Linked DNA regions of Homo sapiens: region 1 is linked to region 2. A link is an interaction called in ENCODE POLR2A ChIA-PET data of the cell type or tissue named here. Cell type or tissue: OCI-LY7. All regions are shown on one strand. Each heading gives the region's core, and the rest is flanking DNA. Links, peaks and the distances in the headings are about the cores only. Region 1 overlaps RNASEH2B-AS1 (RNASEH2B antisense RNA 1). Region 2 holds the start of DLEU7-AS1 (DLEU7 antisense RNA 1).

What was found. Peaks named below come from ENCODE experiments on the same cell type or tissue, not always from the same donor. Only the 100,000 strongest peaks of a DNase experiment are listed, where the experiment ranks them.
Region 1: POLR2A ChIA-PET joins it to region 2 with 7 read pairs; 4 of 35 experiments call an interaction of 5 or more read pairs at or near these places.

The regions. Positions count from the first base shown.
Region 1 is chr13:50,869,356-50,886,991 of GRCh38, forward strand. It overlaps RNASEH2B-AS1 (RNASEH2B antisense RNA 1), which reads right to left. Exons shown (of 3, transcript NR_046552.1): 3 at 13,023-13,290. Among named protein-coding and RNA genes, the nearest start is that of RNASEH2B, 32 kb to the right of the region's middle. In OCI-LY7, for the core only: no CTCF peak of the experiment used is centred there; no DNase peak of the experiment used is centred there.
Region 2 is chr13:50,803,471-50,818,262 of GRCh38, forward strand. DLEU7-AS1 (DLEU7 antisense RNA 1) reads left to right here and starts at 4,385. Exons shown (of 5, transcript NR_046551.1): 1 at 4,385-4,516; 2 at 5,070-5,236. It also overlaps a transcript of DLEU7 not described here and the pseudogene RNA5SP28. In OCI-LY7, for the core only: no CTCF peak of the experiment used is centred there; a DNase peak (open chromatin) is centred at 7,751; H3K4me3 peaks cover 1,238 bases; H3K27ac peaks cover 1,362 bases.

The DNA.
Region 1 (17,636 bases), core at 6,150-8,649, 66 kb after region 2:
ACAAAAATATTGATAAATTGGACTTTATGAAAATTATAATTATTATTATTTTGTTATTCAAGAGCCATCATTGAGAAAATAAATAGGCAAGTCACAAACTGGAGAACATATCTACAGTACATATCTGATGAAGTACTTATGATATATACAAATAATAATTTTAAAATTTCATTTTTTAAATGGGCAAAAAACTTGACAAAAGAAGACATATGAATGGCCAACAAGCACAAGAATGGTAGGTGAATTTCATTTGTCATCTGGAAAATGCAAATTAAAACCACAATGTGATATAATTTTACAGCCACTAGAATGATTTTTAAAAATGAAAAAACTGACAACAACAAATGTAGAGAGAATATGAGCAGTTGAAAGTCTTATACATTGCTGGTGGGTGTGTAAAAAAATGGTGAAAGCAATTTGGAGAAATGTTTGGGAGTTTCTTATAAAATTCAACATATATATCCCTTATGACTCAACAGTTACATTTCTAGGTAGTCCCCAAGAGAAATGCAAACATATGTTAACAAAGAACTTGCAAAAGAATATTCCTAGCATTCTTATTTACAAAAGCCAAAAATTGGAAAAACACCTATCAATCCACGAAGAGAATGATTAAACAAACTATCATATATTCACATAATAGAATACTTCTCAAAACTTTTTTTTTACTACTGATAACTGCAAAAATATGCTTGAATCTTGCAATCAGATATTAATCTGATTGCAGCAAATGAACAACAAAAAAAGAGTATTTACTGTAGGTTTCAAAATTTGGGCTCCTATGACCTTCATGATGCTGTTATATTCATGAATATGTTACATTATGTGGCCAAAGGGACTTTGTGGATGTAATTATGGTTACTCATCAGTTGACCTTAAGATAGGGAGATTATTCAGGATTTTCCTAGTAGAACCAATTAATCACAGGAAATCTTAAAAGCAGAGACCGAAGGGGAAGGCAGAGGAATTCAGAGCTTGAGAAGAACTCAGACTAGCTTGAGGAAAGAGGGGTCCGAGTGGAAAGGATGAGAAGAAAAGGAATTCTGTTGACAATCGGTGCTTGAAAGAAAACCAGATGAGATTCTTAGCTCAGCCAGCACCTTCGTTTTGGCCTCGTGAAACCCTGAACAGAGAATACAGCCATGCTCTGCTGGATTTCTGACCTATGGAAATGTAAGATAATAAATGGCTGTTGTTGGCCGGGCGCGGAAGCTCACGCCTGTAATCCCAGCACTTTGGGAGGCCAAGGCGGGTGGATCATGAGGTCAGGAGATCGAGACTATCCTGGCTACGACGGTGAAACCCCGTCTCTACTAAAAATACAAAAAATTAGCCCTGTGTGGTGGCGAGTGCCTGTAGTCCCAGCTACTCAGGAGGCTGAGGCAAGAGAATGGCGTAAACCCAGGAGGCGGAGCTTGCAGTGAGCCGAGATCGTGCCACTGCACTCCAGCCTGGGTGACAGAGCGAGACTCTGTCTCAAAAATAAATAAATAAATAAATAAATAAGAAAATAAAATAAATGGCTGTTGTTTTAAGCCTAAGGTTGTGGCAATTGGTTATGCAGAAATAGGTAACTAACACACTGTATTTTTCCATTTATTTAAATTACTAAAAGAGATAAAACTCTATGATGATAGAAGTTAGAAAGTAGTTGCCTCCCAAAGAAGAAAACCAAGTAAAAGAAGGAAATTTCTGAGATAATCGAAATGCTCTGTATATTGTTTTACATGGTGATTACCTGGTTTTATACAATTGTCAAAAACTCATTAAACTTTATATCTTCATTAAAACACACACACATATGATGAGACACCACAATACACCCACAAGAATGGATAAAATAAAAAAGACTGACAATAAATGTTGACATGGATGAAGAGAAACTCAAACTTTCATGCAGTGCTAGTGAGAGTTTAGAATGATAAAACCAGTGTGGAGAAGTGCTTGGCAATTTTTTATAAAGGTAAATATACATTCCCGCCATAACTCAGCAATTCCACTCATAGGAATTTATCTAAGAAAAGCAAAAACTTAGGTCCATAAAAAAGCATGCAGCAATGATCATGGCAGCCTTGTCCATAATGGCCTCAAACGGAAAATAACCTGATATCCATCATTAGGAGACTGGATAAGCAAATTGTAGGATATCCATACAGTTAAATACAACTCAGTGGTAAAAAGGAATGATACCCAGAGCAACAGAGATGAAACTTTAAAATATCATATTCAGCAAAATAATCCCCCCCACACACAAAAATACATACTGCTGATTCAGTTTATTTAAGTCAATAAACAATAAAACCTAACTACATGGTGACAGAAATCAGAAACCCAGTTGCCTCTGGGTTTAGGAGGTAGGTAATTAATTGAAAAGGGACACAAAGGAACTTTCTGAGATGATGAAAGCATATTTTGGTTTTGGTGGTAAAAAGTGTTCAATGACATCTGGGAAAGCATGGTGAGGAAGATTTTATTCAGAGCCACGGAGACAATATCAGTATTTATAGCAGTAAATAATTGTCGAAACTTATTAGACTGAATATGTAACTCCTGTGAATTATGTAGTCTGTAAATCGCCTCATTAAAAAATGAAAACAAAAATCCTAAGAATGTAGGAATAGTATATAGTTAGACATCCTTTACTCTAGTTGATGCACTTAATTGTTGAGTGCCTACTGTGCCCCTGGCCCTTGCTGAGCCCTGAAACTGAAAGACCATTTGGGTTTGACATTCTCTGTCCTATCTTAACAGATGTGCTTCAGACCAGACATAGTCCTTTTAATGATCAACTTCATCATTTCAAACACGTCTTCTGGCCAGGCGCGGTGGCTCACGCCTGTAATCCCAGCACTTTGGGAGGCCAAGGCGGGCAGATCACCTGAGGTCAGGAGTTCGAGACCATCCTGGCCAACATGGTGAAACCCCAACTCCACTAAAAATACAAAAATTAACTGGGTGTGGCAGTGTGTGCCTGTAATCCCAGCTACTCGGGGAGGCTGAGACAGGAGAATCGCCTGAACCTGGGAGGCAAGGTCACCATGAGCCAAGATCGTGCCTCTGCACTCCAGCCTGGGCAACAGAGCTAGACTCCATCTCAAAAAAAAAAAAAAAAAGTAAAAAAAATTAAAAATAAATAAATATAAATAAACCGGTCTTTATGACATTGATTGTAGAAAGTTACATATTATAAATATACATTGAACCTGAAACATTTGTATTTCCAACAACTACAGTTTGAAACAAACTATAGCTTTTTTTTACAGGAAATGGAAAATTGTGTATCTAAGGTATGGTTTTATTGAGAATACTGAGCCCACTCAAACTTTATGGGGTTGAAAACTTTTAATTAAGCTAAGGGAAGATAGGTTTAGATTTCTGTTTCACTTTTTCTCTTCCAGCAGCATTTGTCTACTATGGATCATTTATTCACTGCTTCTATACTTCCTGATATTATCCTAGATAAGTCTTAAATATTTTATGTTAGTGATTCTAAAGATTTAAAAGTTTTACAGAAAGAGTAGAGGAATTGTTATAGAGATAGAAAGCTTGAAAATTCCATTTTGCCTTTGCAGAGCATTTTGCTTCAAGATTTAAAGCAGGGTACAGTTCACAAAGGGAGAAATACAAATGACCAATAAATATGACAAAAGTTAAACCATTCTAATAATAAAGAAAAATAAACTAAGAATTAAATGCCATGTTTTTACCTCTCAAGTTATCAAAGACTTTTAAAAGTGACATTATCCAGATTTGGCTGGGGTATAGTGTAGATTGCCGGTGGAAATGTAAACCGGCACTATTTTTGGAAGAGCAATATGGTCATAGGCATCAATAGCCTTTACATGCAGGCAGCTCTTTCTTTGCATGATGCCATGTTTTTCAGAAACTCAATGATATCAGAACTGTGCAAAATGAGGAGTGTCTGTATTGCTTTAGATCCAAAAATTCTACCTCTAGAAATCTATTTTGAGAAAACAAATAGGGATGCATAAAAAGATTACCATATATATATATTTATTGGGGCATTGTTTATAATTTTCAAAATAATCTACATATCCAACCATAAGGAATAAGTTAAGTAAATTATGGTGTTTTCATATAGTGGAAACTATATTCCATATGCTCCATAAAAATCATGTTTTCAAACAATAAAGACATTTGGAAATGCTCATTCTATAATCTTCAATAAAAAATCATGATACAAAAATTACATACAGAATGATCTCAATTTTATGTGCATCTATACAGTCATGTTCCCAAGCACATACACACATGTAAGTAATTTAAGTTAAGTAAACATGTTAAGAAGGCTCTTCCTGAGTGATGAGATTATGAGTAATCTGTAATTTTTCTTAAAGGTTCTCGTACTTTGTTAAGGAAAAAATTATCTGATGATACTTGTTAAAGCACAGTAAGGCAGACTTTATTCAGGAGCATTGTGAAGGTATAGGAACCATGGCAACAGAGTCTTGCAGTGAGACAGAGAGATGTGTGCTCGATTCCAAATATGGCATGGGCAAGTGGGAATTTATAGCCAAGCAGCAGGGTGGGGGTCAGTGGATGGAAAATTACCAGGAGGAATTATCAGGGGTAAGGGGAATTCTGGCTAACCCAATGTAATGTGATTTTTGCTGAAGACAGGCCAGGGTGATCAGACATCACCCAGGGTGGTTAGGGGAATGGTATAGGATGAGGAACCCGATCAGATATCAAGGGTGATCAGATATTGAGGATGGGACCACTTGCTAAACCAACTGAGCAGGGCTCTTTTCTAAAACTGGATTTTACAAGGAAGTGCCCAGATGGGGCTAGGGGAAGTTTCAGGAGACTGACTAAAGTTTGGCCAATCAGAGAATCTTTGTCAACTTCCCCAGTCTTTGTCATAAAACTGGATTTTTTTTATATTTAAGTTCTTTCAAGAAATACATTGATATACTTTGTAGCACATTTTTAAAATCTGGAACTATATAAAGGAAAATGTAAAGTTCTTGTACAGAAGTGATCGTCCAAACCATTTGTTCCATATTTGCATATGTATAACAGTATATTTCCATTTTGTAAAAATGACTTCATTGAAATATAACCTACAATACAGTACAATAATCTACATCAATTTTAAGTGTATAATTTCATGAGTTTGGCAGATGTACATTCCAGTAAACCTCATCATAATCCAAGCAGAACCCTCCCATTACCCCCAAAAGTGTGTTCATGTCCCTTTGCAGTCCAATGCTCCCTCCTCTAATCAATTTTTTGTTACTATAGATTAATTTTTTTCTAGAAATTTATATAAATGGAATTATACAGTATATACATATATATAGTCTTTTCTATCTAGCTTCTTTTACCCATCATTATAGTTTTGAGATTCATCCATGTGGAGATATACATATATGTAAATTGTTCCCTTCTTTTTATTGCTGAATTGTATTTAATTGTATGGATGCACTGGATAACCCACATTCTGCTTATCCATTTACCTGCTGAAACATTTGGGTTATTTCTAGTTCTTTACTATTATGAATAAATCTGCTATGATCATTTGTCTATAAGTATTTGTGTAGACAGATGTTTTCATTTTTGGGGACATATACACCTAGGAGTGTGTAATAGTCTAGGCTTTCCAGAGGAACAGAAGCAATAGGAGATGCAGATTGAGTATATCTAATCTGAAAATCCAAAATCTGAAATGCTCCAAAATCCAAAACTTTATGAGCCCTAATGTAATGCTCAAAGGTCCATGCTCAAAGGAAATGCTTATTGGACCTTGTTGGGGGGGGTGGGGGTGTGTGTGTGCACGCGCGCGCATGCATGAGCGCATGTTCAGGCTAATTTCTTATAGTAAACACATATGTACATAAATATAAAATATATAGATATGTGTGTATGTACATATATATTAATATTTACTATAAGGAATTGGCTCGTGTGATTACTGGGGCTGAGAAGTTCAAGATCTGCAGTTGCCAAGCTGGGAACTCAGGAGAGCCAAGGGTGTAAGTTCTAATCTGAGAAGACCCATGTCCACGTCTGAAGACAGGCAGAGAAAGAATTCTTTATTACTCAGCTTTTAATTCTATTCAGACCTCAAACAAATTGAATGGGGCTCACCCACACTGGGGACAGCAATCTGCTTTACTCGGTCTACAGATTCAAATATTATTCTCATCCAGAAACACCCTCACAGACACACTCAAAATAATACCTTGCCAAATACCTGGGCAACCCAAGATGTGGTCAGCTTAACACGTAAAATTAACCATCACAGAGTGGAATGGATGGGTCAGGTGGTAGGTGTATGTTTGCCTTTTTAAGAAACTATAAAAATGTTTCCAAAGCACGTGGACAATTTTACATTCCCACCAGTAGCATATGAGAGGTGTATTTCCTACACATTTTACCAACACCTGCTATAGTCAGTCTTTTTAATTTTAGTCATTCTAATAAGTGTGGAGTGTTATCTCATTGTGGTTTTAATTTGCATTTTCCTGATGAATAATGATGTTGAGCACATCTTCCTGTATTTGTTTGCTATCTGTGTATGTCCTTTGGTAAAGTGTCTGTTCAGATTTTTTGCCTGATTTTTAATTGTGTTGTTTCTTTTCTTATTATTGAGTTTTAAAAGTTCTTTACATATTTTGGCTATAAATCCTTTATCATATATAGGCTTTAGAAATATTTTCTGCCAGTTTGCAGCTTCTCGTTTCATTCTCTTAATTGTGTCTCTCCAAGAATAGAAGTTTTAGATTTTGATGTAGTTCAATTTGTCTTTTTTTTTTTTTTATGGACTATGCTTTTGTTGTTGGATCTCAGAAATTTTTGCCTAACCCAATGTAACAAAAATGTTCTCCTATGTTTTGTCTAGAAGTTTTATAGATTTACTTTTTTTTTTTTTTTTTTTTTGAGATGGAGTCTTGCTCTGTTGCCCAGGCTGGAGTGCAGTGGCGCGATCTCGGCTCACTGCAAGCTCCGCCTCCCAGGTTCACGCCATTCTCCCGCCTCAGCCTCCCGAGTAGCTGGCCTCCCGAGTAACAGGCGCCCGCCACCACGCCCGGCTAATTTTTTTTTTTTTTTTTGTATTTTTAGTAGAGATGGGGTTTCACCGTCTTAGCCAGGATGGTCTTGATCTCCTGACCTCGTGATCCACCCACCTCGGCCTCCCAAAGTGCTGAGATTACAGGCGTGAGCCACCGCGCCCGGCCTAGATTTACATTTTACATTTATATATGAGATTCATTTTTAGTTAATTGTTGCATATGAAGGAAGGTATAGATCAAAGTTGGGGTTTTTTTGTATACAGATATGTAAATGTTCCAGCACCATTGTTGCAAAACTATCCTTTCTCTACTGAATTGCCTTGGCACTGTCAAAAATTTGTTGTCCATATATGTGAAAGTCTATTACTGGACTGTCTTCTGGACCTAATGTCTGTGTCATTATCTCTTTGTGTATCTTCGTGCCAATATCAAACTGTCTTGATTATTGAAGCCTTGCACTTTGAAATCAGGTCGTCTTAGCCCTCCAACTTTGTTCTTCTTTTTCAAAATGAATTTGCCTATTTTAGGTGCTTTTCATTCCTGTGAACTTTAGAGTTAGCTTGTCATTTCCTACAAAAACAAACAAACAAAAAAAGCCTGTTGGGATTTTGATTTGGACTGCGATGAATCTATCAATTTGGAGACAACCGATGTCTTAATAATATTAAATCTTTCACCCATGAACATGGTATTAGTAACTATTTATCTATCATCTATCTATAAACATTGTTAAAACAATCAAACACTGCTGATACATATACACGTTTTGTTGTATGCTGACCATTTCATGTAGAAACAACGATAGTGACTGAAGCAAATAATACTGATGCCTATAAAATGGCAAAGCCCTGGTTCTGTCAGTCCCCTGTGATTGGAGACAGGGCCCATCTGATCTCTGTGTAGTTGGGCTGGGTCTGAGCTTTGTCACAGCTTATTGTGATTCAGTTCATGGCTGGTTTTAATATCTGAAAAGTAGAATCAGTACTTTTCTCTCAGTGTATCTTGGAATCCTAGAGACAGTAAGACTCTGGAAAGTTCTCCAAGCTTCACACAGCCCAGCCCCCAACTTTCCAAACTGTGGGAGTTCTCTTTATGCCTTACAGCCCAGCCACCAACTTCTTGGGTTGCTGGGGCCTTTTCTTTGCCTAAACTCTGCCTCCACATCTCAGAGCCTTAAGATAGCTCTTCCTCCAGCATTCAATAGGTGGCTACAATGTACTCAGTAGAGACCTTGTGTAGGGAGGGTGGAGGTAGGGGTGAGGTGGGTGGGTAGGGTTGAGGGGATTGGAGAGTTGAAAGGGTTTTCGGGAGCATCTATTTCTCTCAGTTCTCCTGCTTTGCCTCTGGCTACTGCAGGCTGCTGCCTTGCATTTGGTGAAAGCCTCGTGCTTTCTAGGAGGGGATTTCTTTCAGCTTTCCTGCCTTACCCCCAGTGTGTAATGGGGACTGCCTTGCAATGGATGAACCTCACATGCCTTGGAGAATCCCTCTTGCTTCTCCTGCCTTGCTTCCTGTGCTCAGTGGGCTACTTTCTTGTACTTTGGGAAGACCTGGTGTACCTGGGGAGGGTATTTCTCAGTTCTCCTACCCTGGCACCAGCTTTCAGTGTACGACTCCCATCCACTCAATGGAGGCTGGGTGGGTACAGACTAGTTCTATTCCTGGGGTACCTTGTGATTCTACTCTGTTATGCCAACCCATATACAATCATCCAAAATTTGTTTAAAGATAGGCTGGTTTCTCCCTTCCTCTTCTGTGCTCCTTCCAACATGTCCCTAGGAACAAAAGCAGCTGTGGGACTCTTCTCTCTAGGAAGAGCTTGATCCTTTTGGAAATGTAGTTAATTTGAGGGATTTTTTTCTTTTTTTTTTTTTTTTTTTTGGCTCCTGGGTTCTCTGATGAGTGTGAAACATGCAAATGAAAGCAACAACAAATAAAACTGTCATTTGTAGTGCTTCTGGTCTGTTCTCATGGTTAGAGTAAGAGTGATAGACTCCTGCAAATTTCTGCATCTTATAAAAGAGTGGAGGCTTGTCCCCTCATTGGGTTTTGTACATTGTCTTTGGGCTGTAGGTTGTACCTGTCACTAAGGTACCTTAAATAAACATACACACACATTTCGTTTTTTAAAAATGGCTAAGTCAAGCCTCTAAGTTCAACATCCAAACTCCATGTGAAGGAGTTTCAACTTTCTTTGGTTTTCAAAAATCCCCTCTAAGATCTTCCATATTTGTGATGGAATTTACATAAAACATTTATTCAAAAAAAAGTTATTGAATACCTAGTATGCACTAAGGGCTGTTTCAGGACCTGGAGATGCAAGATAACAGTGCCATGGAGCTAACGTTCTAGTGGACTTCTGGAAAAACTAAGGGATCGTGACTTAGCTGTGACTGCAAGTCACATATGCAAGTTCACCACAGTTGACCTTTTGAAACAGTCATTTCAGGAGTTAAATTATAAGGAAAATTCATTCCAGACCTCTGCTGAAATAAACAATGCTTCTAAATTCTATAGAGATGTGTAGCCAGTGGGGAGCTGTCTGACTACATCAGTTTACAGACTTCTTTCAGCAAAATCAGAGATCCACATGGAAAACCAAGTATTCAGGAGCCTCTATGTATATTACAGCATGCCCTGGGGCCTCAAGCAGTCTCCTTTATGTGTAATTTTTTCATCTGTGACAGATTTAATGTGGATAATAATGCTTACTTAATAAGCAATCCAGTATAATTTAACAGAAGTTACTAATGTAAGTTCAAATGAGTTTTCATTTACAATTTTAAGAACACCATGTGTATGACAGGAAAACAGTGGGTGAAGAGCTGATCTAAAAAGCAAAAATGGTAACATCCTGAATTATGCCATAGAATCCATTTATTTTGATTAACCAGCTGAGACTATGAAAGGTGGAAAATGCATTTCATGGTAGATATACTTTAGGTATAATACTAAGAACTTAAACCAAAGGATTGTACCATTCACCTGACATATCATAAGACATGAAATCATGTTTACTTACATACTTTTAGTTTATCCATTAAAAAAAGAGTCAGCAAACTTTCTCTAAAGGTCCAGGTTGTAAATAGTTTAGGCTTTGCAGACTATAGTTTCTGTTGCAACTACTCTATTGTAGCATGAAAGCAGTCAGAGACAATAAGTAAATAAATGGGCAAGGCTGTGTTCCAATAAAACTTTATTTACAAAATCAGGCAGTAAACCAGATTTGGCCTGTGCACTGTAGTTTATCAACCCCTAGACCATCCTGGCTAACATGGTGAAACCCCATCTCTACTAAAAATACAAAAATTAGCCAGGTGTGGTGGTGGGCACCCATAGTCCCAGCTACTCGGGAGGCTGAGGCAGAAGAATCACTTGAACCCGGGAGGCAGAGGTTGCAGTGAGCCGAGATCACACCACTGCACTCCAGCCTGGCGACAGAGTGAGACTCTGTCTCAAAAAGTAACTAACTAACTAACTAAATAATAATAATAAAAATAAAATGTCATATTGGCATTGTAATTACACTCTCCAGAAGAAATTACAGGTTATGTACAAAATGTATTGCTCCATGACTGGCTACAGGCAGAATGGGTGGCTGTCTGTGTGTTATGACTCTATTAAAATATTACTGTATTATGGAAGTATTTCTAGACCTGTATGATGGAATTTTTTAGTGTGTATGATATCAATACATAATAACCCTGTGCCTGAGGGTGATTAGGGAGATAGATTCTCAATAGACTCTGATGTAGTAGGTTTCTTCTGAATGGGGAAGAATTGATTAGATTAAGATCACTTTAAAGCTGTAGTCAAGCTTGTCCAACCCATGGCCTGCAGGCTGCATGCAGCCCAGGATGGCTTTGGATGTGGCCCAACACAAATTCATAAACTTTCTTAAAACATGAGATTTTTTTGCGATTTTTTTTTTTTAGCTCATCAGCTATCAGTAGTGTTAGTGTATTTTATATGTGGTGCAAGAAAATTATTCTTCTTCCAGTGTAGCCCAGGGAAGCTGAAAGATTGGACACCCCTGATGTAGATGCTTTCAACACCATTCATTCATTCAACCAGCACAGATGTTGTTCACATCATGTTGGGAACTGGGGGTATAAAGAGAAATAGAAAATAGTGTATTTCCCCAGTGGCTCACAGTCTAGTGACAGAAAATGATGAAAACAAATAATTAGAGAAATGTAATAAATTCCGTAGTAAAAGCATGAACAAGGCACGCTGGTGTATTGCAAGGGAAGCTCTTAACTTTGCCTGCAGATATTAAAGAAGACTCTGTGGAGAAGATGACATTGGATTGGATTTTAAAGACTAAATGTTTGCCAGGCAAACAAATGGGGAAGATAATGCCAGGAGAACAGGCAATTTTATATTAGTTTCTTCACTTTCTTCTCACTCCTTGTTATCTGGCTTCTCCGTCTCCACAACTTTACTAACTCTTTTCTCCTGAAAGACTCCAATCCATAAGTGTTTCTAGGCTACGTTTTCTCCTTGACTATTCTGCTTCATTTCACGTCACTAACCACTATCTCTTCCTCTTTCCTTCTTTTGATTTCTTTTTAACAGATTCATGCTTTTGAATGATCATTCAGCTTGCAGAGTGGAGGATAGATGGTAAAAGGGAGACTGGCCAGGATTTTAATGTGTTGATCAAAGTAAGAAATGATGAGGGCCTGACCCAAAACTTGGAGTGCTAATTGAGAGGCAGCACAGATTCTGGAGTTATTAGACAAACTGGCTCCAGTGAATAGGGCCCATGAAATGAGAAGCTGGGGACAGGGGTGTGGGAGGGAAGGGTAAGGGTCATGTCTGACCCCACCAGATGTGCTGTGGGCTTGGTGTCTTGGAGCAGGGGTCCGCAACTCTTAGGCTATTGACTAGTACCGCTGGTTCACAGCCTGTTAGGAACCAGACTGCACAGCAGGAGGTGAGTGGCAGGTGAGTGAACATTACCACCTGAGTTCTGCCTCCTGTCAGATCAAGGGCAGCATTAAATTCTCAGAGGAGCATGAACCCTATTGTGAACTGCTCATGTGAGGGGTCTAGGTTGTGCTCTCATCTAATGCCTGATGATCTAATCTGACATGGAACAGTTTCATCCCAAAACCGCCACCCCCCACCCAATCCATGAAAAAATTGTCTTCCACGAAACAGGTCCCTGGTGCCAAAAAGGCTGGGGACTGCCTTGACAAAGTAATTGACTCTCTTCTTAGAGATGCTTTCACTCACTAACATAAAACAGATTCAAGGATATTTTTCTCACATTTTAAAAGTATTATTTTTAAAGTTAAAATACATATAACAAAAAAAGAACCGCCTTAACCATTTTTAAGTGTACAGTTCAGTGACATTAAGTACATTTACATTGTTGTGCACCAATCACAACCATCCATTTCCAGAACTTTTTCATCTTGCAAAACTGTAACTCTGTACCTACTAAACAATAACTCTCATTTTCCCCTACCCCTGCTCCTGGCAACCACCATTCTACCTTCTGTCTCGATGATTTCATTACTGTAATTACCTCATATAAGTGGATCCTATAGTATTTGCCCTTTTGTGACTGGTCTAGTTCACTTAGCATAATGTCCTTAAGGCTCACCCATGTTGTAGCATGTGTCATAATTTCCTTTTTAAGGCTGAATAATATTCCATTGTATAAACATACTACCTTTCGTTTATTCATTCATCTATTGATGGATACTTGGGTTGCTTCCACCATTTGGTTATTAATTTTACTCACTTTTTAAAGCTTAAAATAACATTTGTAAAATGCTTATACTATTTCAAATGAAAATATGTGCAACTTCTTAAATTTTTTGAAGTATGAATTATTATTTTTTCATTAATTATGTTAACAGTATAGAAAAAGAGAAAAGTGCCAAAAGTTGATATCAACCAGCACAAATTTTTCAAAATCTTGTTACTCTTCTTATTAACATTCTAATTATTCTTTTTGTCATTTTTTCTGCCTTTCACTTTCTTATTATGACCCAGTTAAGAGATTGGCTGTTACATATAATAGTCAAAATTTGTTATGATTATGATTTTATATACTCAGTCCTTGCTTTGTTTTACTTGAATCTTTGCCAAATTCCATGCTCACCATTACTTCTTGCATCCCAGTTCTTTCACTTTGTAATTTTCTTCTTCCATAAGTACATCCTTTAGTAGTTCTTTCAGTGAGGATCTAGTCAATTTCCCAGACTTTATTTCTCTGAAGGTCTATTTTGCCTTTACTCTTGAACAAAAAAAAAAAAAAGATCATAGCTAGACATATAGTGAAACTTCAGAACACCAAAGACAAGTCTAGAAACTTAACAACTTTAATACATACACATGTGGTATATGACAGAAGCAGCATTAGAAATTAGTAGTCTTAGCCAAGTGTGGTGGCTCACACCTGTAATTTCGGCACTTTGGGAGGCCAAGGCAGGCAGATTACTTGAGGCCAGGAGTTCAAGACCAGCCTGGCCAATATAGGGAAATCTTGTCTCTACTAAAAATTACAAAAATTAGTTGAGTGTGGTGGTGCATGCCTAGAATCCCAGCTACTTGAGAGGCTGAGGCAGGAGAATTGCTAGAACCCAGGAGGCGGAGTTTGCAGTTAGCCCAGATTGCGCCACTGAACACCAGCCTGGATGACAAAGCGAGACTCTGTCTCAAAAAAAAAAAAAGAAATTAGTAGTCTTGGATAAATGGGCTATTCAGATAGATAAAAGACCTAAATGTAAAAAAAAAAAAAAAAAACCAATATTGTAAAAGTTCGGAAGAAAGAAAATAATATCTTTATGACATTGGAGTGGGGAAGTACTTATTACATAAGATTTTAAAACATAAACCACAAAAAGAAAAGGAACTTGAGTATCTTAAAATTTAAAGCATACCTCTGCACAATAAATGAAATCATATAGCAAAAAAGCAAGATACAAACTAGTATATTTGCATATTACATAGCACATACAATTATTAGTATATAAACAATTCCAACAAATTAATGAGAAAATGTAATAACCTAATTTTTTAAATGAGCAAATAATATGAGTAGGCAATTTATGGGAGAAACTTGAATAACCAATAAACGTGAAAAATTGGTTAATCTCATTAGCTGTCAGATAAAACTAAAACAACATTAAGTTGACACTTTACACTCATTGGCTTGGCAAAGAAAACATTTCAATCTGACAACACAGAATATTGGTAAGAATGTGGGAGAAGAAGAGCTCTTAAAAATCATTAGTAAAGAGTAAATTTCTATAATCACTTTGACAAACAATTTAGCATCACTTAATAAAGATGATAACACACATAACATACAATCTAGGTTGTTCCACTTCTAGTTACAGATCCTGGAGAATGTCTCCAGTATGTGTAAAATGGAAATAGACACAGGCATTCATTGTACCACTTTTGTAAGTATATAAAAGGACTAACAACCTAACTTGATGAGTGACTAGATAAATAAAGTGTGGCTTACCATAGAATAGAATACCATGTAGCAGTTAGAATAAGGGTACTGGATACAAGTCAACATGGAAAAATCTTTAGAAAATGATCTGTGTTAAAAGCAAGTTGCAGAATGCCACTGCTCAGATTCCCTAGGAAACAGACCCTGTGACCATGAGAAGCATACAGAAAGTTTATTAGGGAGTGTCTTCAGGATTAACACCTGCGAGGAGCTGGGCACAGTGGCTCATGACTGTAATCCCAGCACCTTAGGAGGCTGAGGTGGGTGAATAGCTTGAGCCCAGGAGTTTGAAACAAGCCTGGCAATACTGTGCAACTACATCTCTACAAAAAATTTAAAACTAGCCATTGCATGGTGCCAAACGCTTGTGGTCCCAGCTACTTGGGAAGTTGAGGTGGGAGGATTGCTTGAGCCTGAGAGGTGGAGGTTGCAGTAAGTTGAGATTGCACCAGTACACTCCAGCCTAGGTGACAGAGAAAGACCTTGTCTCAACAACAACAACAAAACAAAACAACAAGAACAATGACAAAACAAAACCCTGCAAGGAGTGAGGAAAGCGAGACTGGCAGAGGGAGAAGTTAAACCACAGTGTAGTTGCAGCAGAGGCTTCAGTCAAGCCTGTGGGGAGCTCTGGAGCTGGGATCTCCCTTTAGAGTAGCCCTGAGTTGAGGCAAGAAGGCCAGATCTTCCTATTGAAGAAGGAATAGGAATTGTTTATTTACTAATAACTGTATGTGCTATGCAAATATACTGGTTTGTATCTTGCTTTTTCACTATATAATTTCATTTATTGTGCAGAGGTATTTTTTAAATTTTAAGATATTCAAGTTCATTTTCGTTTTGTGATTTATATTTTAAAATCTTATTTAATAAATACTTCCCTACTCCAATGTCATAAATGCCCTATCCCCTCTCCCAGTCAATGGTCAGTGGATGCTTGTAGGGAGGGTGTGTGACTTTGGGCAAGGCTTATGGCCAAAGGGAATTCTTGGTGAGAGATTCAACTGGAAGCTATTCTAAGCTTACATCTCCAAATGAGGGAGCAAGTGCCTTGTCCTGAAGATCTGGTGGGCCATGCCACAGTGTCTACCACCCAGAATGATCTGATTAGTATTAATATAATATTTGTGTCATTTTACAAACACACAAAAAGCAATACGCTAGTTATGTATATATAAATACATTAAAAATTGCAAACACTTGTATGGGAATTATACATCAATTTCACCATCATGGGTACTAATGAGGGAAAATGGAGGTAGAGACGGAGGTAGGGATGAGGTATCTGAGGCTTCAGCCATTCCTTTAATATTTATTCCAAGAAAGATGGGAGGAGAAGAGAGAGTTAAAACAAACATGACAAAATGTAAAAATCAGTTCAATATTATGATACGGTGAAGATAGGAATATGTGATTATTTTTGTACTTTTCTATGTCTGAATACTTCATTATTTAACCCTAAAAGAAAATATTAGAGAATATGTCTCAGAGAAATAAGAACTTGAGAGTCATTCTGTTAGGCCTTAAGTGGTCATTGGGAGAGCAGAGATTGACATTCTGTGAATAGGGCTCAGGGTCTTAACTGTAAAATAAATTAGATTATTTTAAGACTACCTCCAATTTGGAAGAAAGACTTTCAATTTTATGAATGTTTTGATAAAATCACAGCTGTTGGTCAATGAAAGCTTTAATTCTGTGAAGAGTGAAATAGTCCTCCAATTGGATCAGCTCTTTAGTTTTTACAATCAAGTGTCAACTTTGTTCTTAGCTGTACCTAAGGCATATAGACCACTTTCAGCAAGCATTCACTAGATTGACCAGCTATTATAAACTAGGCACTGTTCTAGGCACTCGAGATAAGACAGAAAACAAAACAGATTTTTAAAAAGTTCTACTTTCCCTGTTAAAAGAATGAAAAGACAAGTCACAGAGTGGAAGACAATATTTACAAAACACATCTGATAAAGGACTTATATCAAAAATATGAAGAGAACTCTTAAAACAGCATTAAGAAAGCAAACGATGCAACTTAAAAATGGGCAAAAGATCAAAACAGAAACTTCACTAAAGGTGGTGAGGATGTGGAGCAGCAGGAACTCTTATTCATTGCTGGTAGAAGTGCAAAATGGTACAGCCACTTTGGAAAACAGTCTAGCAGTTTCTTACAAGCTAAGCGTAGTCTTACCATACAATCCAGCAATTACACGCTTTGGTGTCTATCCAAATGAGTTGAAAATGTGTGTCCACAAAAAACCCTGCACACAAATGTTTATAGCAGCTTTATTCATCATTACCAAAACTTAGAGGCAACCAAGATGGCTTCAGTAGGTGAATGAATAACTAAATTGTGATATATCCAGACAATACAATATGATATGGTAATGAAAAGAAATTAGCTGTCAAGCCACAAAAAGATGTGGAGGAAATTTAAAGGCATATTGCTAAGTGAAAGAAGCCTGTCTGAAAAGACAACGTGCTGTATGATTCCAACTGTAAGACATTCTAGAAAAGGCAAAACTATAGAGACAGTGAAAAGATCAGAAGTTGCCAGTGGTTCAGGGATGGAGGGAAGAGGGATGAATAGGTGGAGCACAGGGGATTTTTTAGGATCACCTATGTGATCCTGTAATATGGATACATGACATTATACATTTGCCAAAACCCATAAGACTGTACGAAACAAAGAGTAAACTTACGTTAATAATAATGCATAAAGATCAGTTCATCAGTTGTAGCAAATGTACCACACTAATGCAAGATATTAATAACAAGGGAAATTTAGGGGGGTTAGGGTGAGATGGGAAAGGGCATTAAGGAAACTCTATGTACTTTCTACTCAATTTTTCTCTAAAATTAAAACTGATCTAAAAAATAAAGTCTACTAATTAAAAAAAAAGAATCCTTGTCTTTGTGGAGCATACACAATGGTTGGGGGAAATAAGTAATGTGTTTATAGAAGATGGAAATACTAATACATTCCATGGAGGAAGGAAAAAAGCAGAGAAAGCCAATAGAGAGTGAGGAGTTGCCATTTTAATTGGATGACATGGAAGGCTTCCATGAGAAAGGACATTTAAGAATCAATAAAAAACTCAAAATGCTTCCACTGGATGGGCACG
Region 2 (14,792 bases), core at 6,454-8,953:
AATATGGTAGCCACCAGCCCCATGTGGCTCTTGAACACTTGAAATGTGGCTAGTTCCAATTGTGATGCACAGTAATTATAAAATACACACCAGATTTCTTGGAACAAAAAGGAATAGAAATATCTTATTTATAATATTTTGTATTGATTACTTATTGAAATAAAATTATTTTTGATATGACAAATTAAATAAAACATATTACTAAAATTAATTTCTTTAATTAAAGAAAAAAGGTGATGCATTTCTTTAAAAAACAGACTTCTTTTTACTTTTTACACTAACTACTAGAAAATTTAGAATTACACGTGTAGCTTACATTGTATTTCCATTGACAGTGCTAGTCTACTATGTGAGCTGCAAATTTTTTGCCCAGTTTATTTTTATATTGTCAGATTCATCAGTTTTTTGTTATGACTTCTGAGATTTGTAATGGACTTAAAGAGATCTTCCTTACTACAATACTTTTAAAACTTTTCCATGGTGGGTCCTAGTATTTTTATATTTTTATTAACGTGGAAATCTTTGATTCATCAGGAAATCATTTTGATGTAAGGTCTGAGGTTAGAATCCAATATTAATTTTTTAGAGGGCTAGAATGAACAACATTTATTAATTTCACCCTTTTCCCACTAATTGAAATGTCATCACGTCCTAAATATTTTAATGTCAGGTAGGGCTAGTACCATGTATTTTCTATTTTTTCCCCTGAATTTTCCTGGTTATTCCTGCTTGTTTTTTTCCTTTATATGAACTTTAGAATCATATATAGACTCCCAAATTTTATTGATATTCTTATAGGACCTGTATTAAATGTTTATATTTTTTTAGAGAGAATTGAAAACTGTCTGATACTGAGTTTCCCTCACCAAGAATATAATATACTTTTATATCTGTTCAAGTGTTCTTTTGTGTCCACAAGAGACAGTGTAATGTTGTTCGTTTTATGGGGTTTTTTTTTTTTCTGTTGTTGTTGTTTTTGTTTTTGAGACAGAGTCTCACTCTGTCACCCAGGCTGGAGTGTGGAGTGCAGTGGCATGATCTCAGCTCACTGCAATCTCTGCCTCCTGGGTTCAAGTGATTCTCCTGCCTCAGCCTCCTGAGTAGCTGCAACCACAGGCATGCACCACCACACCCAGCTATTTTTTAAAAATTTTTATTAGAGATGGGATTTCACCATGTTGGTCAGGCTGGTCTCGAACTCCTGACCTCAGGTGATCCGCCAGCCTAGGCCTCTCAAAGTGCTGGGATTGCAGGTAGGAGCCACCACGTCCAGCCAGTTAAAGATTTTACATAGGTTTTCACATCTGACAAATTTATTCTAAATATTTTCTAGTGATATTGCTATCAAAAATGAAGTATTTTCTTCTATTATGCCTTTTTTATTTTAATATAGGAAGGATGATGATTGTATATATTTACTTTATAACCAAAGACCTAACTGAATTCCACTATTGTTCTAATATTTTTTTTCAGTTGGCTCACTTTTTATATAATAAAATTTTTACTTTTATAATCTACAAGCAATTATTATTTGTCTTTTTCTTTTCTAATTTGTATACATTTTCTTTCTCTCTTGTAAAACTGCATTGCTTAGGATGTCTAGATCAACGTCTATGAATAGTTGTGGTAGTAGACATTCTTGTCTTGTTCCTGACATTAATATAAATATTTCTGAGTTTCCTTATAGATTATAGCACTAGCTTTTAGATTGAGATTAGTATATTGCACTAGGTTAAGGAAGTATCTATTGCCATTTATTGACAGTTTTGTTTTGTTGTTTATTTGCTTGTTTAGTAAGAATGGATGTTGGAGTTTATCAAATGTCTCTCAGCATCTAGAAACATGATTTTTAATCTATTAGTGTGGTAGAAATATATTAATAGATTTCCTAATATTGAACCATCCTTGCATTCTAGAATAAATATAATTGCTCATGGTGTGTTAGTTTTTTAATGTGTAATTGGATTTTGTTTAATAATGCTTTATATTCATAATTTTTGTGTAATAATCCTAACAGTTATTGTTTTATTATTTTGATTTTCTTCTTCAAGAACACCAATTATGCATATGTTTGATTTTTTTATATATTTTGCATCTATCATATAACCCTTTTAAATATCTTTTTTATTTATTCTTTTTACTCATTTTTTTCTAATTCCGTCTTCCACATGTCTAGCTATGCTTTCAGCAATGCCCTGTCTTCTTTGTGCAGTTTCCTACCACTTCTCATTCAGCTTTATCGCCTTTCCTTTTTCTAGAAACCTCACCACTTTGAGGCCCAGGGAAGCACTCAGTCAAGCTGACACACCCTTATTGCTAGAGAACAAATATCAGCAAACTATAGCCCATTGGCTAGCTTTCTTTTTTGGGAAGTAAAGTTTTATTGGAATATAGATATGCCCATTTGTTTATTGTACATGGTTGCTTCAGCACTACAGTGGCAGAATTTGATAGTTATGGCAGAGACCATATGGCCCAGAAATTCTAAAATATTTACTATTTGGTTGTATAAGAAGTGGTTTGCTGCCCTCTATTGTAAAAACCTCCATTTACATTTCAGTATGTATCACTTAGAATTGTGCTTTTATGACTTTCTTGAAGCTCAGAATCCACAGGCATCTTCACTCTGGTACTTCCTATGTCCTATGCCACTAAGTCTTCTCTCTCTCTCATTTAAAAATCTCTGTTGTTTCCTAGTTTTACAAAGGATAAGCTTTGCATTACTGTTTTTCTTGATTCCCTTGATGTTTTGGTTGGTTTTTCTGAGATATGAATAAGAAAATACTCACTTAGCTCTGCATGTTAAAATTGGAAGTCCTCAGATAATATTCCAAGAAATTATTTTTTATTTTCATCTTTGGTTGGTTGTTTTTTGACCATTGGATAGAGATCTTAGCATACTAAATGTCTTTATCCTGAATATATAGAGATTTTCTCTCCTTAATTTAATGATTTTATGACTTCTGCAATTCTTTTAGTGATTATTTAGTTCTCAATGAAGAACATAAACACAACTTTTTAAAAAACATGTATTAGTAAGGAAAAATTTGTTTTATATTTTCTATTGCCCTAAATTCTGACTCATATTAGACAGCTCGGAGTAATATTTAATACTTGAAACTTCACAAGTAATTACAAATAAATAAATGCTATAAATATTAAAAAATAGGAGCAATCTCAACTTTATCCTCACATTTTTCTGCTAAGACTTATTTAGTTACATATTGGGCTTATTTTAAAATTTAACCAAAATTATTTGATCTTTAATTATGTTTTTACCTAGAAATGTATATTTAAAAATAAAGTGTAATTCCAGTTGTATTTATACTATTCAGAATTTCAGAAGTCTGTAATCCCAGCTACTCGGGAGGCTGAGGCAGGAGAATTGCTTGAGCCTGGGAAGTGGAGGTTGCAATGAGCAGAGATCGCACCATTGCACTCCAGCCTGGGTGACAGAGCTAGACTCACTGCACTCTAGCCTGGGTGACAGAGCTAGACTCCCTCTCAAAAAAAAAAAAAAAAAAAAAAGTCGGTCTGCTCCTCTGCCTTTTTTTTTCCTACTTTTAAGAGTAGTCTGCCTCCGCAAACTTTAGTAAAGAAGTACTAAAATTAAGTGTGTTAAATGGTGTTAAGATATATATAAAAATTAATTTTTAAAGAGAGTTTAGATTGTTATCTTTAAATTTTTTTATACATTTCATAAAACATAAGTATTTCCTAATCATTAATAGGTTTTAATGAGCTTTAGTAGATGAGCAGAAATATCAGAGATATAAAATGATACTATACCGGCTTCCTTAAGAAGCTTTCTATTATTTCTTAGAATCCTGCTTTATTCTCTTTCTTGAATTCATACATGGCATTTAAAAATCTCTTAAAGATGGTCATCAAAAACAAACAAATTTTTTAAAAGATGGTATTTGACATCTCCCCTCCCTCCTCCTGCTTCTCTCAAGCACCAGTTTCCAGGTACCACTGCCTATAAAGCCTTTTCCAAACACAAATTTAATCTTTGAGTGTTGAGGTTTTTTTGGTGTTTTTTTTTTTAAGGTAATGTATTATCCTATGCAATGATATTGAGCTTTTGACTGAGAAATTGTGAAATCAAAAGTAAAGTATAGGAATTCCTTAATGGACATTTCAAGAACTTTGAAAGGCTATTGTAAGGGGAAGAAAGAGGGAAAATCTGTTTCAGTAGGAGACCTTCTCACCTCTTTACTCATAAGCCAGCCCGGGCATCATATGACTTCATCAGACTGCAACTTACTGTTCTCCCCTTTGTGGGGAGTGTCAAATGCTATAATAGAGTTCTCCAGTCTGAGGTCAGCGAAAGCTTCTCAAAGGAGATGATGCCTGGCTAAAGGGACTTTCTTTCTGAGAAAGGGATCAGCATGTGCAAAGATGAAGAGGCATAAGGACTGACCAGTGGGTCACGGCAATGAGACATTTACTGCTGACCTCCAAGAGAAGACTTCCATTGAATGAGAGGAAGATCTACACTACTAATGATCAAACTGTGAGTGTTTTAGCTTTGTAGACTTATCAGGAACTTGGGAGATCAAGAAGACAGGATCAAACAGCAAATGGAGCTTTATCAGAAATGAAGAAAAGCATTTCTCCACAGTCCTAAGCTAAACCCTTTCTGCTAGTCCCAGTTCTTATATGTGCATCAAGGCAAAAAAACATTAATCAGAACAGGAATGTTTGATTGCTCATTCAAATTTGAAATAAGCAGCTTCCATTCTTCTAACCTTCCCTGGTGGGGCCATAACATTATCAATCAATATCAAGTCTGGCATATCATTGGCTATCACTATCCAGTGAGTATCTGAGGCAGCTGAAAGAAATTGGGGCATCCATGTAAGAATATTCATTTTCTATCATTATTTACTTAAATATGTAATATATCAAGATCTGTTAGACATATTTAAGTATATATACTTATATGAGGTTGGGGGTCCCTGCAAGAAGTACCAAGTGTTTCTAGAAGAAATGTACTTGAATATAATCGCTGTATAATCACTGTGAGAACAGAGTTCCATATCTGTCCTGTACATGCTTGTCTCTAGTACCTGGAGCAGTATCTGACACAGATATGTGTTGAGTGAATGGATGAATAAATAGATAGAAGGAAGATCCTCCAACTATGAAGTTTCTTCTTTTCTTCTGCTGCTGTTGAGTAGATGAGGGTGCCAAGAAATAAGACAGCAACACCAGGAAGAAGAACAAATTTGGGGTGAGTAGGGGTGGAAAGGATGACTGATTTATAAATTGGGTTTAGGAGCCAAGAGTTATGCTCTAGCAATTGGGTATAGTAGAAGATATTTAAATAAGAAATTGCTGATATTCTTGCAAACTGAGCTTTTCTGTAAAATCATGAGTTTAGAATTCTTTATTTCAGAAGGAAAAAAAAAAACTTAGAAAGGTCAGTTGGAACAAAAAGGGAAATTAAAAAGCCACAGAGAGAAACAACTATGGTGTCCTGGGGTACATTTAAAATAAGAAGGTACTTAAGCAAAATCATTGCGTTGAGGACATTTTCTTAAATAGGATCAATTACCAGTGTCCCAGTCAATTCCACATGTCAAGAAGCTTGTCTACCTACTTGACTGACCCAGGCCTAAAAATGATAATAGCAACTTGGTGGAGTTATCTAAAGTTTGACAACCTTTCCTCACCAACCGGCAGCCCCATAGGACATATTAATCACTGCAGTTTTTACCTTGTACCAGATATTTAGAAAGTAAAACCGAAGAAATTTATTTCCATGTGTTTTGGTTGAAAAAAAGAGACGTTTCACTCAATCTATTCCAGAAAATATAGCCACTTTGGGACTGAACATTTCTTTCCATCTTAGCCCAAAGGCAATCACATTAGGGACGTTGTATGCAATTGGGGTGATAAAAATTGAGCTGTGGTCTAACCTATTGCATAATTTTCATTCTAAAATTACTTGACGCCGGACATAATGGCCCCATCAGTCAACCTATCATCTGGCTAGTTAAATGAAGTAAAATAACCTCAGCTGGTCTCAGAGGAGTGAGAATTCAACTGCCTGAGGGGTTGAGATTTCCTGAGAGTTTGTTCTGGATCTCTGTTGGGTCAGCCAGCATGCAATCTTACCTTCTGTCTCCACGGAAAAGCCCATTCAGGCCAAGGGAGAAGCTGCTTTAGATGAAGGCTGTAACCCAAGATGGAAACACTTAACCAGGCCAAAAACACTTTTTTCTTTTTGGTGGATCCAGTGCACAATGATTGTTCCTAATTAGGAGGTCTGACTTGAAAAGTTCTCCCCAAATGCCAGGAGAAAGTTCTCCTTAAGTGTCTTTGCAAAAAAGATACAGTGGGACAGAAAGTCAGTATTGATTTAAGGAACACAGCTGCATAAACAATGTTCATTCACCACAAGAAGAAAATTTATAGTATTTGTCAGGGAAAAGTAAACACGTTAGGGACTCTGTTTGTGACACAGTGTCACACATGATCCTTTGAGCCAGCAGGGACAAGAACAGATCAACAACAGAAGCAGCTTTCTCATGATGCTTGGGGTAGCACTTTTTTTTTTTTAACCTAACCCATTTTCTGCTTCATATTTTAAGAGGACATTACATTCAGACCATTGATACGTCTGTGGATGTTGGGGAAAGAGAGGAAACTATAGTGATGAGTCCTCTACCATCCTCATTCTCTATACTTTCCGGAAAAGAAATTCTGGAAAAAAAAAAAAAAAAAGCTAAAAAGCTAAATTCTCTTAAGAATTTCAGTGGTTGTAGGCATTCACTCCTGAAGCTATTTTTCCCCCAGGTTTGGGATTTGGCCCAGCCTTACAGAAATGTTTTCCAGACTTTAAATTTCATGGAGAGTTAAAATTGGTTTTAAACCCAATACAGAGTTTCCATCTTTTAATTTTACAAAGAAAGGTCATCTAAACAAAACAATATGTTTCTACCATCTATTATTACCTTTGCTTTCTATAAGATATGAATGTTTTAATACCAAAAGGGAAAGGCAAGAAAAGCAAGGATAAAAGCCTCAAAATAAAGGATAAAGCCCAATCCTTCTCATTTAGCTATTGAAAGTTGAAGACTATATCAGTAAGTGGCCCTGGTCCACAGACGGGCATTTGGAAATCACCGCATTAGGGGAAAGGCCACCGGGAATGTCTTGTGCCAAGGGCTGTAGAACACAGAGGTGTTTTGTTGTGTGTGGTTCATGCAGAGCTGTCATACCCATAGCTGTTCATCATACCCGTATCTCAGCAATCTATAAGTGTTGTTAAAGGGGCCTTGGGAGGAATTCAACTGTTGTGAATTTTTTAGTTTATTTTAAAGTTTGGCAAAATTTATATTATACATCCCTGGATTCTTAAATCTTTAAAGCCCAGTGGAATTTCAAAGAGCTTAATGATGTTTTCCTTTTAATGATCTTGACCCCAGAAATTCATTTTTAAAAGTAGTGTTACAGAGATAGAAAGTGTTCTGAACATTTTCAGGATAACCTGTGGTACCAGTGAACATACACAGACTTCCTAGGGGTTCCATGCAGGAAAGTGTGTATGTGTGTGCTTGTATGGGTATGCATGTGTGTGCCTGCATCTGTTTGCATGTGTGTGCATGCGTGGCAGCTGGAAGCACCTACCAGGGAGAGCCCTACTTTTGCTTGTCAGGGCCCCAGAAAACTGCAACTTATTGCTCTGACTTAAATTGGCAAACTATAAAGGTCACTTTTGGTCCTTTTTAGAAAACATCTAACCAGAAAAGGGAAGTGCAAATTAGAACAGTTTAGGCAGAAACTGAAAGTTAAGAACCGAGGGAAGGCCTTTAGAAAGAGAAGTAACCAGAGAGGTGAGAGGAAGAACACCAAGAAGAAGGAGTGCTCATATATGCCAGACTTCTTACAAGGAGTCCTCAGGCCTCCAGCAATCCATGGCTTTACTGAGAGCTTTCTCCTCTATATAGCACTCCTATCTATTAAATAGACATGCGTAAAATTGGCTAAAACCTCCTGTCCCAGAAAGGATTGTGATGATGGGCATTTCTGAGAGGGAAGTCTGCTCACCTGTGAAACGTTCCTGGCAGAACTTCTGTGGCTCAGTCCAGGAAGAAAATGGACCCATCAAATGGGTTTAGCATTGAGGCTCCCTTCCTAGCCATTGCCAGCCTTCCAGCACTAGCCACATGGCCTGCGGATGCTAAGTAGGAAAGCCTAGCTGCCCCAACAACCTGATGTGTTTTAGCTTTAGGGCCTTACAGAGGGAAGCCTGGATCAGGAGTTAGAAGAACTGGACTTGTCTTCATATTTAAATGCCTGTAAGATGTCTGGGCATGGTGGCTCATGCCTGTAATCACATCACTTCGGGAGGCCAAGGCAGGCGGATCACTTGAGGTCAGGAGTTAGAGACCAGCCTGGCCAACATGGCGAAACCCCATCTCTACTAAAAATACAAAAAATCAGCTGGGCATGGTGGCAGACTCCTATAATCCCAGCTACTCCAGAGGCTGAGGTAGGAGAATCACTTGAACCCAGGAGGCAGCAGCTGCAGTGAGCCAAGATCATACCATTGCACTCCAGCCTGGGTGACAGAGCGAGATTCCATCTCAAAAAAAAAAAAAAAAAAAATCTGTAAGATGAAGAAAGTTGGTGAATATCAGTGGGGTGTTTTGTTTTATTTTATTCACTGATTTACGGTATTTTTTTCAGTAGCAGAACCTATTTTCAATAGAAATGCGATTTGAAAATCAATATAAATGCATAAATATAGAAGCAGCTTGATGGTGTGTAGAAGGGGCTGCAGGAGTGGACACTGGATCTCAGACCTGAGGGGCCCCCGTGGACACTGCTGATCCCAACTGCTCTGAGAAACTCCTCTTGAGACCTCCGGCGAAGATGCATTTCGGGTTTGACTGACATTCTTCCAGCCCTCACATCTGCTGACTCAGGGCTAGTGCTACAGAAATCCCACTTGGGTGTGCACATGTGGTTAACATTTTCAAAGGGGAGTTTTAGTCTGTATGTAGGGTAAAGGCAAGAAAGGCCATGACAAGATCAACAGTTTACTCAAAACTAAGCCCAAGAAAAGCAGTTATAAAGGTCCTGTCTCCATGCATCTGAGGTGTAGCACAGCCCCTACCACAGTTATGTCTGCAGAGGGGCATAAACTTCAGTCTATAAAAACAAACAGCTTTACATCAATCACAATTAGGATTCAGGGTGTTACTTGTTGATATATGTGAATAGTTACATATAGCTATATATGTATAAATAGTTACATATAGCTATATACGTATAAATCCAGTTATACATATGTATGTATATGTATAAGTCTTCTCAGTAAAGCCATAGGTAAATAAATATTTAAAGTAATGGAGGAAATTCTTAACATGAAAGTAGCAAAGACTGTAGAATGACAGAAAAAAACCTCTAAAAATTAAAACTTCTGCTTAAGGTTTGATTTGAGCTGTTGCCTTTGAAAACCCAAATGGTCCGAAAAGATAAAACACCAAATAAATTTCTTTTAAGCCCACAGCACCCGTTATTCCCACGTGATCCCTTATTCAGATACTAACCAGGCCCGCCCCAGCTTAGCTTTCAAGATCAGATGGAACCAGACACGTTCAAGGTGGTATGGCGGTAGACTAAGATTTTTCTGACTAATGCATGGATACCAGAACTCTTTGGTGTCTAGTTTGAGAGCTGTGTCATATGAAATATATACTTACATTGATCTATGTGAGTTTCACTAAAATGCTGTAAGCTTCAGGAAGGATGACTGAGAGTTTAAATTTCCTTCCTTACATCACTAAAAAACTCTGTAATTTGTTTGAGACTTTTTATATCCAATATATATACACTTAGATAACTGATAGAGGTCTTTGCTTTAAACATCGAAGTGATAACCCTGGAATTATATGGTAAAATAAACAAGTGCTATGTGTTATGGCTCAGCTTAGGAAATACCATGCATTATTTTTCAATAGTTCTGTTTTCCACAGTGTATTTATTTCTTATAAATTATACAAATTTCCCTCTGATTAGATTGAAATAGAGATTCTAGGAGATTTTTTCCATAAAAGCATTATTATCTACTTTAAAAATAAAGAGCAAATGTCATTTTTTGATCTTTGAAATAATTAACTCATTTATATTAAGGAGACTGAGCTTCCGTATTTCATGGCTAGAATAACAAAAAAGAAATCACAAAAATGGCATTTTAAGCAATATATATATTTTAAATTGGATCAAATTCAACATGGTAATTTTTAAATTAGTGAGGGATTACCAATCTCACCTGATAGATCAAATAAGCAGTATATTTTAGTCTGAACTCCAGAAAAATGCATTAGAAACGTGAAAGGCTGGTTCTGTGTCTATTTGAGTGAAGTCATTGTCACCACTACAATATTTTAAGGGATCTCTTGTGAAGTGAAAATGTGGGAAATAACTTAAAAGTCAGACCCACACTTGGAAATATTCAGCTCATGCCATTTGTGATATGGGTTTGGGAAAGAGAAGTCCACATATAGACGTTCATTCTGTCAGACCAAGGTGAGAGAATGCTTGCTTTCACTTCAACCACTTAGATGAAGATTTTGATAATAGTCATTTTTTAATATAGAGCTTACCAACTTCATGGCATTATTCAGGTATGAACATTGCCAACAGATTTCACAAAAACAGTTTTATTTAGGAAATGAACTTTGGAAAGAAGAAAGTGAAAAAAATAGAAGTTGACTCCATGATTCCTTAGCTCTCCTCTACAAGGTAATCCAGTCTCAGTCCGGAAGCCAGAATCAATGCTGATAAAATGCTGAGCAACCCAGACGAATCATCTATCCACCCATCCATCCATCCATCCATCCATCTATCCATTCACCCAGGCAGCCAGCCAGCCAGCCGTCCACTCACTCACTCATATTTTTAGAGGAACTAAAGAGTCTAGTTCCTGTGACTAAGTTGAGTTTTAGTTTATTTATATAAATTATGTTGTTTCAACAACAAACTAATAATAATGAACAATAATACCTAGCATATTGATAGTTTGGATAGTTACAATCCAATTGTAAGTAATGATTACATGTCTAACATTAGACAAAGAAACAAAAAGAACATAAAGAACCCAATTGGGCCAACCAACATGGCTGTGGGGAATCAAGGTTCTGTATCTTGATTGTGGTGGTAGTTATACAAATCTATACACTACATAGAACTACACACACACACACACACACACACACACTCGCATGAAAACTGATGAAAACAGTTTTCATCAGTTTTTACATGTATTCATGTGAGTGTGTGTGTGTGTGTGTGTGTGTGTAGTTCTATGCAATTTAATCCTGTGTATGTACTGTACCAATCCAGTTAACAGTACTGTACCAATGTAAGTTTCCTGGTTTTGCTATTGTACTACAGTCATACAAGTTATCGTCATTTGGGTTGGGTGAAGAATTCATCAGACTCCATGTACTAGATTTTGCCACTATGAATCTATAATCTGTGAATAATTTATGAACAGAATCTATAAATCTATAATTCTATTTAAATAAAAGGTAAAAAATGGAGATATAGTTATCTAGACAAATATTAAAGTGTCTGAGTTATTTATTTGGCAAACTGTTTTTCACTTGTGACACAGGTTTGCTAAGAGTCTCCCTCTTTTTCCCCCGCCAAGAACTCATTTTATTTGTTATCAACAGTGTTTAAAACCTGTAGCTAAAAGACATCTTGGAAATTGTAATGTAATGATAATTAATGCATAGAAGTCCATTTGGGAGCATGTTAGATACGTAATCATTACTTACAATTGCACGTCATTCTGAAATTTCTCACTTCTTTGAATAACCATTGTCGACAGAAAAATCTCTACACTCAAAGATCTTTTAAACCTATATATCAGTCTACTGAAATGAGGGGAAGGAAATGAGAGGGAACAGCTGTAAATCATGTGTTTATTGATACAAAAAATTACACACACATATACGCACACATACAGAGCCTTACTGAGTTTATTGGATTTCTTATCAATTCTTTTTCAATTGTTTCTATACTGACTAGATCAACTATTGAGCAGGTTCATTCATTAAAACACCTGGAAACAATGGACTAGCTGTATTCTGCAAGCAGACTAGAGGGTGGCTTGCATTTGAGCTAGGCCCAAGAAATGTAGGAATGTTTGCTTCTAAATGCTCTAGATGAACTTGAAGTAGACTGTCCCACAGGCCCACTTATGGTGCATGTGAATTTGTGAATGTTTTGTGATTTAATGGTACAACATTTTCCCTAAAGAAGCAAGTCCCAGAAAACAGGAGCAAAACAACTTTTAGTGCAACCTCATGACTATGCAGTAATTCCAGCCCCATTAACTTTAGAGCTTCTGATACTACTAACCAACAAAACTACCCCACTTTTTTATGAAAAATTCAAAAATTTGCTTCAAGAACAGGAAATATTCTTGAGGGGGGGCTGCAGAAAAGTACAATTTTATAATATAAAGTGGGTATCATGGTAAACATTTAAATTTAATTAAGCAAAAGTGTGAGGTCAATTACATCAAATGTGTTCTGAGTTTGTCTTCAATACCCTCTTGTCTCTCATTCATTAATCTCATCTCAGCCCCTCTCTGTCTTGGGCCACATTCCACGTAATTGTGGCAAAGGCAGTTAGAAGGCTATTAATTCCATTATGGTTTATATGACTGTTCTTTTATACATAAATAAAGTTAACAGAATGAGATAACTTTTATCTCATTCTCTCCCTTTCATCCTTCAATTAAACTTGCTGCAAGGCAAGAAAATGGATAGAATAGCTTATTTCTATTCCCTCTGAGTATGCCAATTAATGCAATGTGAGTGTAAACAGTAATCCTGCTATACACTCATATACTTCCATTCTGAGTTACAGAGGAAATAGGTGTCTAACAAGTATCATGTAAACTGAGACTGGAAGAGAGGCAAGGGAATATATAAAAAATGGAAGGAAAAGAAAGACCAACGTCTGTTAACTTTATTTATGTATAAAAGAATAGTTAGCCATAAAAACATAATGCCATTAATAGCCTTCTAAATGCCTTTGCCACAATTCTGTGGAATGTGGCCCAAGACAGAGAGGGGCTGAGATAAGATTAAAGAATGAGAGACAAGAGGGTATCAAAGACAAACTCAGAGGACTGAATGAGGCTGTGTATAAAAGAGCATCAGCACTTCCCAGACGTTATGAAAAGTGTCATTTGTGAGGAGAACTATATTTTTTCATATGGGCAAATCAACAAACCAAGTGCATTTGAGGAATTCTTTAAGGTGGGTCTGTGGATATCCCAAGGACATTAATTTTCCAGATTATCCCACTGCTTTCTTCATGTTTGGGATTACAGCATCAGGCTTAGTGTACCTCTTCCCCTCTCCTCCCTCCATCTGCACTACCCCCGCCACACACACACACGGCGCCAAGCTTTGCTGTTCTCCTGTACTCTTGAGCTCCATTCAGAGCTGGAATACAGGTGCAGGGAGGCAGGGGTCTTTGCAGAACCTCCTCTCTCCCTTTTGTACCAATCTAAGCCAACATTGTCTTCTCCAACTTGTTTCTAGGATCCCTGTGAATTGGTTTTTCTGCCAGATACCCTTATGCTCCATAGGCATTTTGTAATGGTTTTTTTTAAGGAAAAAGAAAATAAAGCCGTGATTATTATCAAAGTCTCCACCAAGTCAAGGGGAACAAATTATTGGTACTTCTGTGCCAGGAAAGATTTCTGCCAACCTTGGAAGTGTCTCCTGAATTATGACTGCATGCATGGAGCAGATATGAACTTGTCTGCAAAAAGAGAAATTTATAAACTATGGATCAGCTTCAAATACCATTTCTATTGAGCAAAGCAGTAAACATGTCACATCCAACAAAGGTAAAGCTCTCTGGTAACACATACTAGGGCTGTGACAGCCTAGACCTTTGGTTCTGGTATGTAGCTAAGTGAAACCAGGACTGTGGTAATTTCTTGGCTGTAGAATGGAACACTGGGATCCCTGATGAGGACACCCAGATGATATGGAACACTGCTAGTTGAAGTTCTGCTGAATTAAATGTGTCTTGAAACTCACGGATCTACAAGATTTGTACTCCTCTCAGATAGATTTACTGCATGAGGATCTGGCACCAGAGCATGAAGGAAAAATGGAAAATGGAGCCAACTGTTGGAGGGAGTTTTAAGATGTGGAAGATTTGGTTCTTGCAGTCCTATGTTCTGTCAGAAGCAAGTGTCCAGATGGCTTCCTACCCTCCAAAGGCCTTCATTTAAATCAAGAAATGGAAAACAGCCAAAGAAACCTGAAGATAGTTCCTCAATCAGTGTAAGGCAGGCAGTCAAAAGGATGTAAGATAAGCTGATCTGGGAGCTCTTAGAGCTCCCAGGAAATTACAGAATACAGTGAGGAGAGCATCTCAAGACAAGAGAAGGGGACAAGTGCCATCTTGTCACTCCTGTATCCAGCTCTAACTAAAAGATCACCAGTATGTCCCCAACTTTTATTCTATAAGAAAATGTGTTTCCACCATCCAGAAATTCATTACTATAGATCATCTAAAAATAAGAATTAAAGGAAATAGGAGGGTGAAACAGTTAAGGAAATTCAATGGAGAAAACATCAGATGATGTGACTTTTTTCAGAGTTATAAAAGGACATCCACAACCTGTCTTTATGCACGTGTCACACATTACCCAAGGTACTACATGGTCTTAAATTTAAAAAACACAGTCTGACTTTGAAGTGAGAGAGAAAAGGAAAAGCACTACATGGGAAAAT